Linked DNA regions of Homo sapiens: region 2 is linked to region 1. Evidence: chromatin contacts called from ENCODE POLR2A ChIA-PET data. All regions are on one chromosome and are shown on one strand. The core of a region is the stretch at or near the end of the contact, and the rest is flanking DNA. Distances in the headings are between cores, read along the strand shown.

The links. ChIA-PET counts read pairs that join two places held with the same protein, here RNA polymerase II (POLR2A).
Region 2: POLR2A ChIA-PET joins it to region 1 with 10 read pairs in endothelial cell of umbilical vein. The contact joins the promoter of PDLIM7 here to the enhancer-like site in region 1. POLR2A ChIA-PET finds 5 or more read pairs at or near these places in 2 of 52 experiments (WTC11 and endothelial cell of umbilical vein).

The regions. Positions count from the first base shown.
Region 1 is chr5:151,678,027-151,683,852 of GRCh38, reverse strand. All of the region lies in intron 1 of SPARC (secreted protein acidic and cysteine rich), which reads left to right. It overlaps CLMAT3 (colorectal liver metastasis associated transcript 3), which reads right to left. Exons shown (of 5, transcript NR_109873.1): 2 at 4,517-4,633; 3 at 4,097-4,197. Among named protein-coding and RNA genes, the nearest start is that of CLMAT3, 4.0 kb to the right of the region's middle. Within about 2 kb of position 2,557, at least 9 of the 41 ENCODE cell types and tissues checked have a DNase peak (open chromatin) inside an H3K27ac peak, as active enhancers do.
Region 2 is chr5:177,493,915-177,499,740 of GRCh38, reverse strand. PDLIM7 (PDZ and LIM domain 7) reads left to right here and starts at 2,137. Exons shown (of 13, transcript NM_005451.5): 1 at 2,137-2,213; 2 at 3,218-3,324. The coding sequence starts at 3,229. RefSeq lists enhancers at 524-1,263, 1,482-1,531, 2,744-3,485 and silencers at 1,742-2,451, 2,862-2,941, 4,639-4,933, 4,880-5,029.

The DNA.
Region 1 (5,826 bases), core at 1,308-3,807:
CATTACAGGAGCAGACACAGAAAGTCATTCACTCACACACCTCTTCCTGGATGACAATGATTTACAGACAAGTTCCAGGAATATATCTCAATGAATGTGAAAATTCTGACCCTCGCCTATTACAGGCTGAAACAGACAGATGCTAAGTCAGGCTGTATGTAACTTACACAGACATGCCATCAGGTATACAAACACACACCGCCACTTGCAGCCACACATGGATGGATGTGCACAGTCAAACATATGCACAGTCAAACATAATATGGATCATGACAATGAGACAGACGTGTAACCTACATTTATCACCAACCACCTCTATGTCTCAGAGAGAGAGAAACTGAGGCTCAGGAAGAGAAAATAACTCACTGGAGGTCACATAGCAAGCTGGCGTCTGAGCCAAACTTCCACGTGTTTGGAGCCATTTTGATATTCACCTTGCCTTCCCCCCCAATCCCCATTTGTTCAGTTTGGAAACACACTTATGCACACAAGCCCCATGGATACTAAGTGGTGAGCAGCACTTTGTCTCTCCCGTTGGCTGGCCTGCAATGCCTATTCCAGCCCACGTGGCTTTGTCATTAGGCCCAAAGGCCCTGCATGATGTGCCTGTAGGCGGCTGCTCCCTTGCTTCTAGCTGGCTCCCTCCCAAACGTCAGTTTCAAAGGAGAGAAGGGAAAACCAGCCTTGAGCTTTCAGCAACCCTGAGGACCTTGTTTCTACAGCACAGACCCTGATGCCTCCCTCCCTCCCTCCCTCCCTCCCAACCTCAATCCTGAACCCAGGGACAGCTGGGCTGTGCAGGGCCAGGGCCAGCAAGTAGTGACTTGACGGAATTATTTAGAGAAACAGCCTCTCCTCAACTGGCAGCTTAGACAGGAAATCATCTCTGCTCTCACCCATCAAGCTATAGAACTTTATGTCTGCAAGGAAAACATGAACATAGACAACAATTGTTGTCAGAGCTGGTTTCTTTCAGAAACTTGGTATTAACTTCTCTCATCTGGGGATCACTCTGGGTCATCTTGATGTTAGTCATGGCATTAGGATTTCAGACCTATCAGATAAAAAAAGCAAAGCAAACATCTGGATGTTTTTGAACATCTGGAAATTTGGCTTAGACACCAGCTTGCCGTGTGACCTCCAGTGAGGTATTTTCCTTCTCTAAGCCTCAATTTCTCTACCTCTACAATAAGAGGCAGCACACAGAGGTTTCATGTGGCCTGACAACATCACTAATTCATCGGTAGTGGCTGTCAGAAGAACTGTGTTCAGGATTCTGATGACTCTCTAAGCTTTAGGAGAAGAGGTCAAGCGATTGATTAGTAATGTCTGCCACATGTGCAGGAGGGGTAGGTGGAGGCCACGTGTTTGTCACATATGCCACATATTTGCTATCTTTGGGATCTCGGAGGCTTTTCCAGATGCAATAGCCTGGACACTTTGATGTTATTTCTCATCCTTTCATTTGTGGTCACCACAATGCAGCAGCGGTGCCCTAGAGGGAGCCAAGGATGAAGCCTGAAGCTCCACCCCAGCCTCTGCTAGCCACAGTGAAATGTGGCATCTCAGATGTCTTTATGGAATCTCGGGCTGATTCCAGCCCCAAACTCTGGAGCCACCTCTGAGTTGCCCCAGAAGCTCTCCAGTCCTAAGTTTTAGCTACCACACCTTAAAAGTTTCCTTTAGCGTCTTTCCTTCCAGCAGGAAATAGAAGTGGAAGCAGGGAGTCAAGGGGCAAGTGGAGAGAGGTAAGGCTCTAAAAAGCTTCTGCCCAAGTTGATCCGGAAAATCAGAGCTGAAAAGAACCTAAAGGACCACCTTGCCTAAGGGTTCCATATTGTGTTCCTAGGAGAAAGTACAGATGTTCCAAGGTATCTTAGGGAATGTCCCTGTGTGTAGGACTCCCACTCCTCAGCTCCACTCCACTTTTATCTGCTTTTCTTTTTTGTGGATTTTTTTGAGAGGGAGTTTCACTCTTGTTGCCCAGGCGAGAGTGCAATGGCACAATCTTGGCTCACTGCAACCTCTGCCTCCCAGGTTCAAGTGACTCTCCTGCCTCAGCCTCCCGAGTTGCTGGGATTTTAGGCGCCCGCCACCATGCCCGGCTAATTTTTTGTATTTTTAGTAGAGACGGGGTTTCATCATGTTGGCCAGGCTGGTCTCGAACTGCTGACCTCAGGTGATCTACCCTCCTTGGCCTCCCAAAGTGCTGGGATTACAGGCGTGAGCCATTGCGCCCAGCCTGCTCTTGTTTTTTAATTTCACACTTATTGATTAACTAGATAATACTCATTCACATGGTTCAGTACATGCTAAAAGATTTCAGCTGTTTGAAATATCGGACTCTGCAGAAGACTTCATTGAAATAAAGGATTTTCTGGCTTACATAATTTTGAGCACTGACCTTATACAGACAAGCTGGGGGTGTTAGTTCTGGAGAGCAGAGGAGACTCCCCTGAATTCGCACAGTGAGCTGGGAGACATGCTGACTTGCTCTCAGCTCTCCTGACTTCCACGTCATGAGGCCACCTCTGAGCTGCTGTGTCTGCTCCCAGGGGTGTGAGCAGGAGTGCCATTGTAGCTGCATGTGGCCACCTCTCTGGCCTGCCTGGCTCGGTCCCCATGTCAGCAGACCCCAGGCTCCTTCCGAGTCCCAACTCCCTGGAGGGCCTGGCTCTTGGCTTCCTTTATTAGCCTCTAGGCTTGTTTTCCTCTCTTTGGGCTTGTTTACCAGCAACATGTGTTTTTGGAGCCCTTGTTTCCAAGCCAAATAGTGAGAGTGAGATGCTTGGCTGGTATCAGCTGCCCAAGTAAGAGGCCAGCCCTGGGCCTGGTCTTCGTCACTGTATCCTCTGGAGGCTGGACTTACCCAGACCAACAGGGGCAATATGTCCTTTGTTCCACCCAAACACCCCTTTCTCCCTGGGCTTATAAAGCACTGGAATTTTGCACTGAATTCTTTCGGGGGATGGAGATTCTGGGAACCTCGGACTTTATAAGATGCTCTTCCCAACGACAACATTGCTTACCTCTTTATTTGGATTCTCTTGTGTAAATCACCCATGAGCCTTTAAAGATTGGTATGTTATTGTTTCCATTTTACACATTGGGGAACAAATTGAGGCCCCAAGAGGTAAAGTTGATTTCTAAAGGTCATACAATTACTAAGTGGTGAGCCAGGATTTGAACCTGTATATTCTGGCTCCAGAGCCTATGAGCTTACCTTTATGCTATACTGCCTCATAGTTTATTATCACTCTGTCTACCATGGTAGCCACTAGCCACATGTGGCTATTTAGATTTAAGTTGATTAAAATAGATGGGCATGGTGGCTCACGCCTATAATCCCACCTCTTTGGGAGGCTGAGGCGGGCGGATGGCTTGAGGTCAGGAGTTCGAGACCAGCCTGGGCAACATAATGAAGCCCCATCTCTACAAAAAAGAAAAGAAAAGAAAAATTCGCTGGGTGTAGTCACAAGTGCCTGTGATCTCAGCTACTCGGGAGGCTGAGATGGGAGAATCACTTGAGCCCAGGAGGCAGAGGTTGCAGTGAGCTGAGATTGCGCCAACCACACTCCAGTCTGGGTGACAGAGGGAGACCGTGTCTCAAAAAAAAAAAAAAAAAAAAAAAAAAAAGATGTTTTCCACTATTCTCTATTGCAGTATTTCAACAAGGTATGGGTTAAGTAAGATATTTTGGATTGGCCTCAGTCCTTTTGCATAAAATTTTTAAATAAAAAAATTGGTTAAAATGAAATACAATTTAAAACTCAGTTCTTCATTTGCACTGGCAACATTTCAAGCATTCAGTAACCACTTGTAACCAGTAGCTATCATAGTGGACCACGTAGATATAGAATGTGTTCATCATCTTGGGAAGTCCTGTTGGGTTGCATTACTCCATAAGTTCTTTCCACCCAAATAAGATTTAATGATGGCAACTCAGTTTCTTTGCTTCACATCCTAAGTCTATCATTCTGAGACCCACAGTCCATGATTCTATGATTCTGAGGTATCCCCCCTGTTCTAACGTTCAGTGGCTTTTTAACGTCCAAGGAGAGCCCAAAGGAGGCCCTTTATGTTTTGAGGGACAAACCTGGGGGCTGGCTGTACTTTTCCATCCTCAGAGTCTTTCCAGAGAGAGAAGTGACCTCAGCTTCAGGTCCTGCTGGCAGCCAAGGACGGGTTTTCAGCAGTCTCCAGAGCAAATAAAGGCAAAAGGAAGGGACTCGATGTACGGAACAGGAGGCAGTGGCGGCTGGGAGGGGGCTAAAACTGTCTGCATTTGATGGCCACCATGCCAAGGGAAATATGCCTTCTCTTCCTCCCCTGGCCCTGGGCATTTTCCTTCCCAGGAACTCAGGCCAGTTCAAGGCCCAACTGAGCCCCATTCAGGTGACCACCTGGGAGCGGGTAGCTGCCAAGGGAAATAGTGTGCAGAGGTAGAGACATACCAGTGGTGGGGTAGGGTTGCACGGGTTCTCACCCTAGCCCTGCCACCCAGTCACTCACTCACTGCTGTTAGCCGTTGGCAGTTTTCTCCTTTCCTCTAGGCCTTGGTCTTCTCATCTGTACTATTGGGCAGAAATATGTGACTTGAGCCCCCAGTGGGGTGCTGGATTATGAAAACACCCTGAAAATGATAAATGTATGCATCATCACAGACTAAAGAAATACAAAGGAGGGAGTTTTTGTTTAATATTGGTCATTTATATGAAGGGAATTTAAATTTTCGCCAGGCACGCTACACCTAGGTTTGATTGGCAAAGGATCACAGCTGTGAGTTCTGAATGCTGGGGTTTGATACTGTGTTCTGACCTTGCTGGGGTGACTGTTATACTCCATTAGCTTTGCAGGATGGACACAGGGCTCTTTGGTCAGTGGTAGTTTAGAGAGCCTCAGAGAGGTATCTCGTGGGGAGGCAGGGAGATGGCTGTGCATCTGGAATAGTTCAGCCGCTTCCCTTCCCTCCCATCTCATCATCTGGGGGAAAAGTGCTCTTGGACTGGTGGTGTAGCACCGGGTGCTGGGCAGGACCCAGATTTTGTGTTTGTGTTTACAGTTTTCTTCCAAAACTTTTAAGGTGTATTCCAAGATTTTGCGTTCTGTTCTTAACAGTCTCTCTGCATTTCTCCCCCACTCCCACTTGTCTGAGCGTAATTCCTATTAGGCTCACCCCAACTCCATGAGTGAGAACGCTTGCCTATTTGGAGAGGGCCTGAATTGTTGCATGACTTTGGACAAGTGCTTCCTCCCTCTCAACCTCAGATTCCCCATTAGGACAGTGGGACTAAGAACCCTTCCATGCCTGTCTGCCTACTTCCCAGCATTGTCAGAAGGCTCTAGGAGACAGTGTTATGTGACAGTGCTTTAGAAACTATGAAGCAGCACTATAAGACTTAGAGTTATTTTTCTCTTCTGGCTGCAACAGCAGGGATGGGGGTGGCAGGGAGGGTGAGTGTGCAGCTGGAAAAGGAATTCAGGAAGATGAGGAGGCAGGACAGACAGAAGAGCCGCCCAGCGAAACCTTCCCCTGGTCACAGAGGGGAGCGCGGTTACTCTGCTCATATGAAGGACGCAGACTCAGGGAAATGTCTGTCTTCCTGTCTTTCTAATCTGAAGCTTACTACATTTCCAGTCCTAGCTGGGCTATTTCTTCAATAACATGACTTCCCTGTCATTATAGCTCAGACAGGGTAACTTTTTGTTTTGTTTTGTTTTAGCTGCTATTTCACTTTGATCCTTCAACCTCAAACTATCTCAGACAAGTCCTTCCTTGATGTTTTCTTTTCTGTTCCATTTGTCCCAAGCCACATGCAGGAGTTA
Region 2 (5,826 bases), core at 888-3,387, about 26 Mb before region 1:
TGAACCAGTTGGATAAATGTTGGTGGCACTTCTTGAAGTGAGGAAGGAGTTAGGAAGGTGGGAAAGGCACAAGTTTGAATTGGGCCATGATGGTCTGAGATACCTAGTACAGTGGTTCCCCAACCTTTTTGGCAGAAGGGACCGCTTTCATGGAAGACAATTTTTCCACAGACTGGGGGTGGGGTGGGGATGGTTTCAGGGTGGTTCGAGTGCAGTACATTTATCATTAGACTCTTTTTTTTTTTTTTTTTTTGAGATAGAGTCTCGCTCTGTCACCCACACTGGAGTGCAGTGGAGCCATCTTGGCTCACTACAACCTCTGCTGCCCAGGTTCAAGTCATTCTCCTGCCTCAGCCTCTCAAGTAGCTGGGATTATAGGCATATGCGCCACCACGCCCAGCTAATTTTTGTATTTTTAGTAGAGACGGGGTTTCACCATATTGGCCAGGATGGTCTCGAACTCCTGACCTCAAGTGATCCTCCCCCGCCTCAACCTCCCAAAGTGCTGGGGTTACAGGCGTGAACCACTGCACCCGGCCCATTTATCATTAGATTCTCATAAGGAATGAGCAACCTAGATCCCTCGCATGCACAGTTCACAATAGGGTTCACGCTCCTATGGGAGTCTAATGCTGCCGCTGCACTCAGCTTCTCTGGCTTGCCGCTGCTCACCTTCTGCTGTGCAGCCCAGTTCCTAACAGGCCACAAACGGGGAGTTGGGGACCCCTGATCTAGTAAACATCTAGGCAGGGTTTTGGATAATGGAGTTAGAGTTCCTGGGGAGAGGTCAGGCTGGCCATGAAACATGGGATGCCTTTGCATATAGGTGGTGTTGAAAGCCACAGGACAGTACGGGGTCTCAGGGGGTGAGCATAAAGAGAGGCGACATCAGATGGCCAAGGCCAGAGGCAGAGGAGGATGGGAAGGAGGGGCCAGTGGGGCAGGGGGAAGCTGTGAAGCCAGGGAAAAAGGGTGTTTCGCGGAAAAGGATCAACCTGGACCAGTGCTGCCCCTAGGCAGGGCAGGATGAAACTTAACCACCACGGATTCCATGGCCCCATGGCCTCCAGGCCACAGGGGACCTTGAGAAGAGAGATCTCAGGGGACGGGTGCGGACAAGAGCCCGCCTGGCATGGCTTCAAGAGATAACTGAAGGAAAGCAAGTGGAGACGCGATAAACAGACAACTCCCTGGAGGAATTTTACTCTCGAGAGGAGAATTAAAGGGTAGTAGCTGGAGAGGGATGTGGGGTCAAGAGAAGGTCTTTAACGACGAGAACTCTCACGGCGGTTTGTGCAGAACAGGGTGGGTGTGATGACTGTGGATGGAGAGGGGAGAACTGCAGCGACTCTGTCCTAGGAGGAGGTGATGGGCCGGGACCACCAAGCGAGTGGAGGGTGGACGCCCCTTCCCTCACCCCGACACCCGCATGTGCTCAGTGTCCGTGCCGCCGGCCCTAGTGCCTGGGCTGAACGCGGGGCCGGGACTCTGAGGACGCCTCCCAGGCGGCGCAGTCCGCTCTGGCCAAGGTGGAGCGGGACGCGGCGCTTCCGACGGTGCGCGGGTCGGCTCGGGGTTGCAGGGACATCCGGCGTCCGCTCCTGCCCTGTTTTCCTGCCTTCGGCAGAGCGTTGCGCAACTCTAGCTTTAAACGCCCCTGTCCCCCTCAACTTGTCTCCCCCAGCCCCTCTGATTTACAGATTCTGCAGTCCCCGAGGGTTGCGCCTACGATACCGACACTCGCGGCAGCCCTGCGAGGCGAGTATGATCGTCCCATTTTTCGGAGTAGCAAACTAAGGTTCAGAGACTACTATGTCCCAGGTCGGTCTGGTTTGAAGGTCCGCTTTCCTCTCCCTCCGCCAGCGGGCGGTGCGAGGGACTGGGCGAGGCAGCGCTTCCCTAAGGAGGCGACCCGCAGCCCCGGCCCCCTCCCGACTCCGCCCCGTTGCAGGGCCCGGGTCGGCGAGGCCTCTCAGCTCTAAGCCCGACGGGACTTGGTGATTGGGCAGGACGGAAGAGCTGGGTGGGGCTTTCCACCAGCGGAGAAAGTCTAGTGGGCGTGGTCGCGACGAGGGCGTGGCCTGGTGCCCCGCCCCCGTCCGCGCGCTCAAAGTGGAGGGTGGCTGTGGGGGCGGGGTCAGAACACTGGCGGCCGATCCCAACGAGGCTCCCTGGAGCCCGACGCAGAGCAGCGCCCTGGCCGGGCCAAGCAGGTATCGACGACCGCGCGGGGCGTCTTGGGCTGCACCAGGCGGGCGCCCGGGGCCTGCTGAGGACCACAAAGGGCACTGGGGGTCGTGGTCCAGGCTGTGCTTCCTCCCGCTGGCCCTGGCCCCTGCCTCCGCCCCCGCCCCCGCCTTCCTGCCGCTAAGCCGGCTGCGGCGGGGCCGATTGGCGCCTGCGCCGCTTCCTGCGGCCGGGGCCAGTCTAATGCATGGGGCCCGGGCGGGGGACTAAGGGGAAACTGAGTCACGTCGGTGTGGGAGCAGTTCTGTGTGGGAGGCACCACCCCCCACTGGGCTCGGGGAAGGATCCCCCTCCAAGCTATGCTTGAGGGTCCCAGCCCCCATCTGTCTCCACAGGGGCCGCACCCCACTCCCGCCTTCCCCTTCTTCAGCACCCAGGGGTCCCGCCCTGGCTCCCAGCAGCCTCGACTGGTCCCGGAATGGCTAGGAGGATCCGCTGCAGCCGCCTCCCTCCCCTCCCCTCCCCTCCCCTCCCCTCCCCCCCCCCTCGCGTCCCAAGCCCCCGTGTGCTCCCTCCGCTGGCTCTCCGCACAGTGTCAGCTTACACGCCTTATATAGTCCGAGCAGGCTCCAGCCGCGGCCTGCCTGCCGGGACCTGGGGGCGGGGGAGAGGAGAGCCGGCCCCTGACTCACCCGGCCGCCCGAGGCTCCAGGCTGGCTTGGGGGGAGGCCGCGCCAGTTTAGTCCCTCGGCCCACCCCTGGTTGCAAAGAACCTCAAGCCTGGATTCAGGCACCCCTCACCGTTCCAGTCCCAAGGGGAGGGGGGCTGCTCCTGTCTTTCCAAAGTGAGGTCCGCCAGCCAGCAGCCCAGGCCAGCCTGACAAAATACCTGCCTCCTATGGCTTGGGCGTGCTCAGGGGCTGCCCGTGCCTGCCTGGCCCCTGTCCAAGGCTGGTATCCTGAGCTGGCCCGGCCTGCCTGCCTGCCCGCCCACCATGCTGGCCACTCACCTTCTCTTCTCTCCTCTCAGGAGCCGGCATCATGGATTCCTTCAAAGTAGTGCTGGAGGGGCCAGCACCTTGGGGCTTCCGGCTGCAAGGGGGCAAGGACTTCAATGTGCCCCTCTCCATTTCCCGGGTGAGCCTAGGTTTGGGGAGGGGGCTCCCCCAGCGGTCTTTCGGTGCTTAGGTCTCCAGAGGGTGATGGGGGGAGTCCTAACAGGAGCTGGTCAGGGGCCAGCAGGCCAGGAGATGTCTAGGTCCGGAGATGTAGTGGTACCTGCCTGCCACAAGGACTCCCAATGAGGTGGATACTGGGAGGGAGCACCCAGGCTTCTCCAGCCCTGCACTGTACCCGATGCTGTTCTCCCAAGCTCCTGTGGCCACCTCTGAGGGCTGGAGGGAGGCTCATTGTGCAGGATGGGAGCCTAACATTTCAGGAGGTATCTAAACTTGAGGTGGCAATGCTTGGAGCCAGGCCCCAGGCAGGACACTGTGACTATAGGATTTCACTTCAGCCTCACTGCCGCCCAGGGAATAGCAATCCTCATCCCGTTTTTCCAGATGAGAGAAGAACTCATGGAGAGGTGGCGGGGCTCGCTCATCGAGTCCATGGTGAAGCAGGGATTGGAATTGAGGCACAGCATGGCGTACATTTTTTGTGGGTAGAAGGGGTCTCTCCCCAGCCTATGTAAGGACCCACATCCACTGTTCCCATTCAGGATGTGGTGGCCTTTGACCCCAAGCAGAAGTGTAGGACAGGGCTCCATTCTAGGGGCTTAACTTCAGCTTCCAAGAGCCTGCCCTGGTGTGGGTGGAGCTGGAGGCTGGCTCCTCCCTGTAGCAGGGGGATTGCCTTATAAGCCCAAGAATGCAGCCCCACGCTGGGATGGCCAACAGTGGCTGCGGTCTGCAGAGCTGAAAAGGGCTGGCCTAGGCCTGGCCCCCTGAACCCCACTGGTGGGCCTCTCAGCTGGTCACCAGGCTGCAGCTCCAGCTATATGGTCCAGTTGTGAGACACAACAAATTGCCTGCCCAGAGTGGGTGAGGCCAGCCTGTCGGCTGGCATCTCTGACTGGCCTGGGGGTCAGGAGGGGGTGGGGACTTCCTGCCCCTATATCCGCCTGCCCCAAGAGACCCACCCAGGCGCCGGGTGGGCAGGCAGCTGTTGTCAGGAAGCCCAAGGCAAGCCCAGCCTGGAGGGGCCCAGAGGGTCGTGGCCTGAGGAGGGGCTCAAGCTGGAGTCTGTCTGTAGGAGCTGGGCGTGGGGGTTAGGGTGGGCAGGCCAGCAGTGCTCTTCTCAGGGGTCCTTTGATGGCATTCTCCTGGAACCTGCCCCGCCAGCAGGGTAGTGAGGCAGTGGTTGCCCTATGACACACGTCCCACTACATAGCCCTCACACAGCCCTGAAACCTACCTGACGTCCTGCTCCCTGGGAAAGTGCTGGCCCAGTGTGTCTGGGGAGCCTGAACCTCAGTTTCTTCCCTGATGGAGATGACTTTCAGATATGGCCTGTTGGGGGCACTCCGGGCTCCAGCTCCCTGGTCAGCATCCCTGGCATGTGGGCGGGGCCACTAGCTGATCCCAGCCCTGGAGTTGGACCTGGGCCCACATGGGTGGGTGAGGTGGGCTTTTCTGAGTTAGGCCAGCCCCCTCCCCCTCCCCTGACCCCAGAATGGAGGGAGGTGGGAGGGGCAAGGGCTGGCTGTGGGCCCAGGCCTGGGAGATGAGGTAACGTCTGGGACTGGGGGGCTGGGCTGCTCAGGCTGACTCACCCCCACCTCATGCAGGGTCCAGCCCCCTGGCTTTTTCCCTCCTTGGTTCCTCTGGCCTTACCCTGCCCCTGGCTTGAGCCCCTCCCTGCCTCTCTCCAGCCACCCGCCCAGCGCTGTCTTCTGCTCTCCTGCTGCCCTCCCCACGCTCTGAACACCCCTCATCCTCTGTGCTTCCTGCCCTCCTCACTCTGGGAAGGGAAGCCGTCCCCGCCCCCCACCCCCTCTCCAGGAGCCAGCTAGCTGCACCCCAAGACCCCCACCTCGGGCTCAGCCCACAGCTCCCAGGAGCCAGCCCTGTGGGCAGGGAGTGGCTGGGCCAGGTTTCCCTTCTACTGACTCACCATGACCTTGAGTAAGTCACTTCCCCTCTGGGGTGTCACTTCCCCATACACAGTATAAGGGGTTGATTTAGTTGGATTGAACTAAAGGTGAGGGAGTGGCTCAGGGTGTCTCCAGGTGGGCTGACCCCTCAGTTGGGCCCCCATGCTCAGCAGAGGTGGCCCACAGTGGTGGAGCCTTAGGGTCAGAGACACTTCCTGGCTCTGCCTCTTACTAGCTGGGTGACTTGAGGCAAGTTGTTTAACCTCTCTGTGTACATTTGCAAGTGCAAAATGGGTAAAATCCCAGATTACTCCACAAGGTTGTTGGAAGATTCAGTGTCAATATGTAGCATAGTTGGTGCTCAATAAACTGAAGCAAGTCTTCTTATCTAGCGAGTGAGGAAGGGGCCGCCGAGCTCTCTTAGCCTTCTGACCTCCTACGCAAGCAAGAGGTCATGTTGAGCCCAGCTCGCCTTTCTTTTCCCAGTGCTGTCAAGCTCTGTGCCTGGCTGCCCTGCCCTCTGACATCTCTCTGAAACCTCTTGC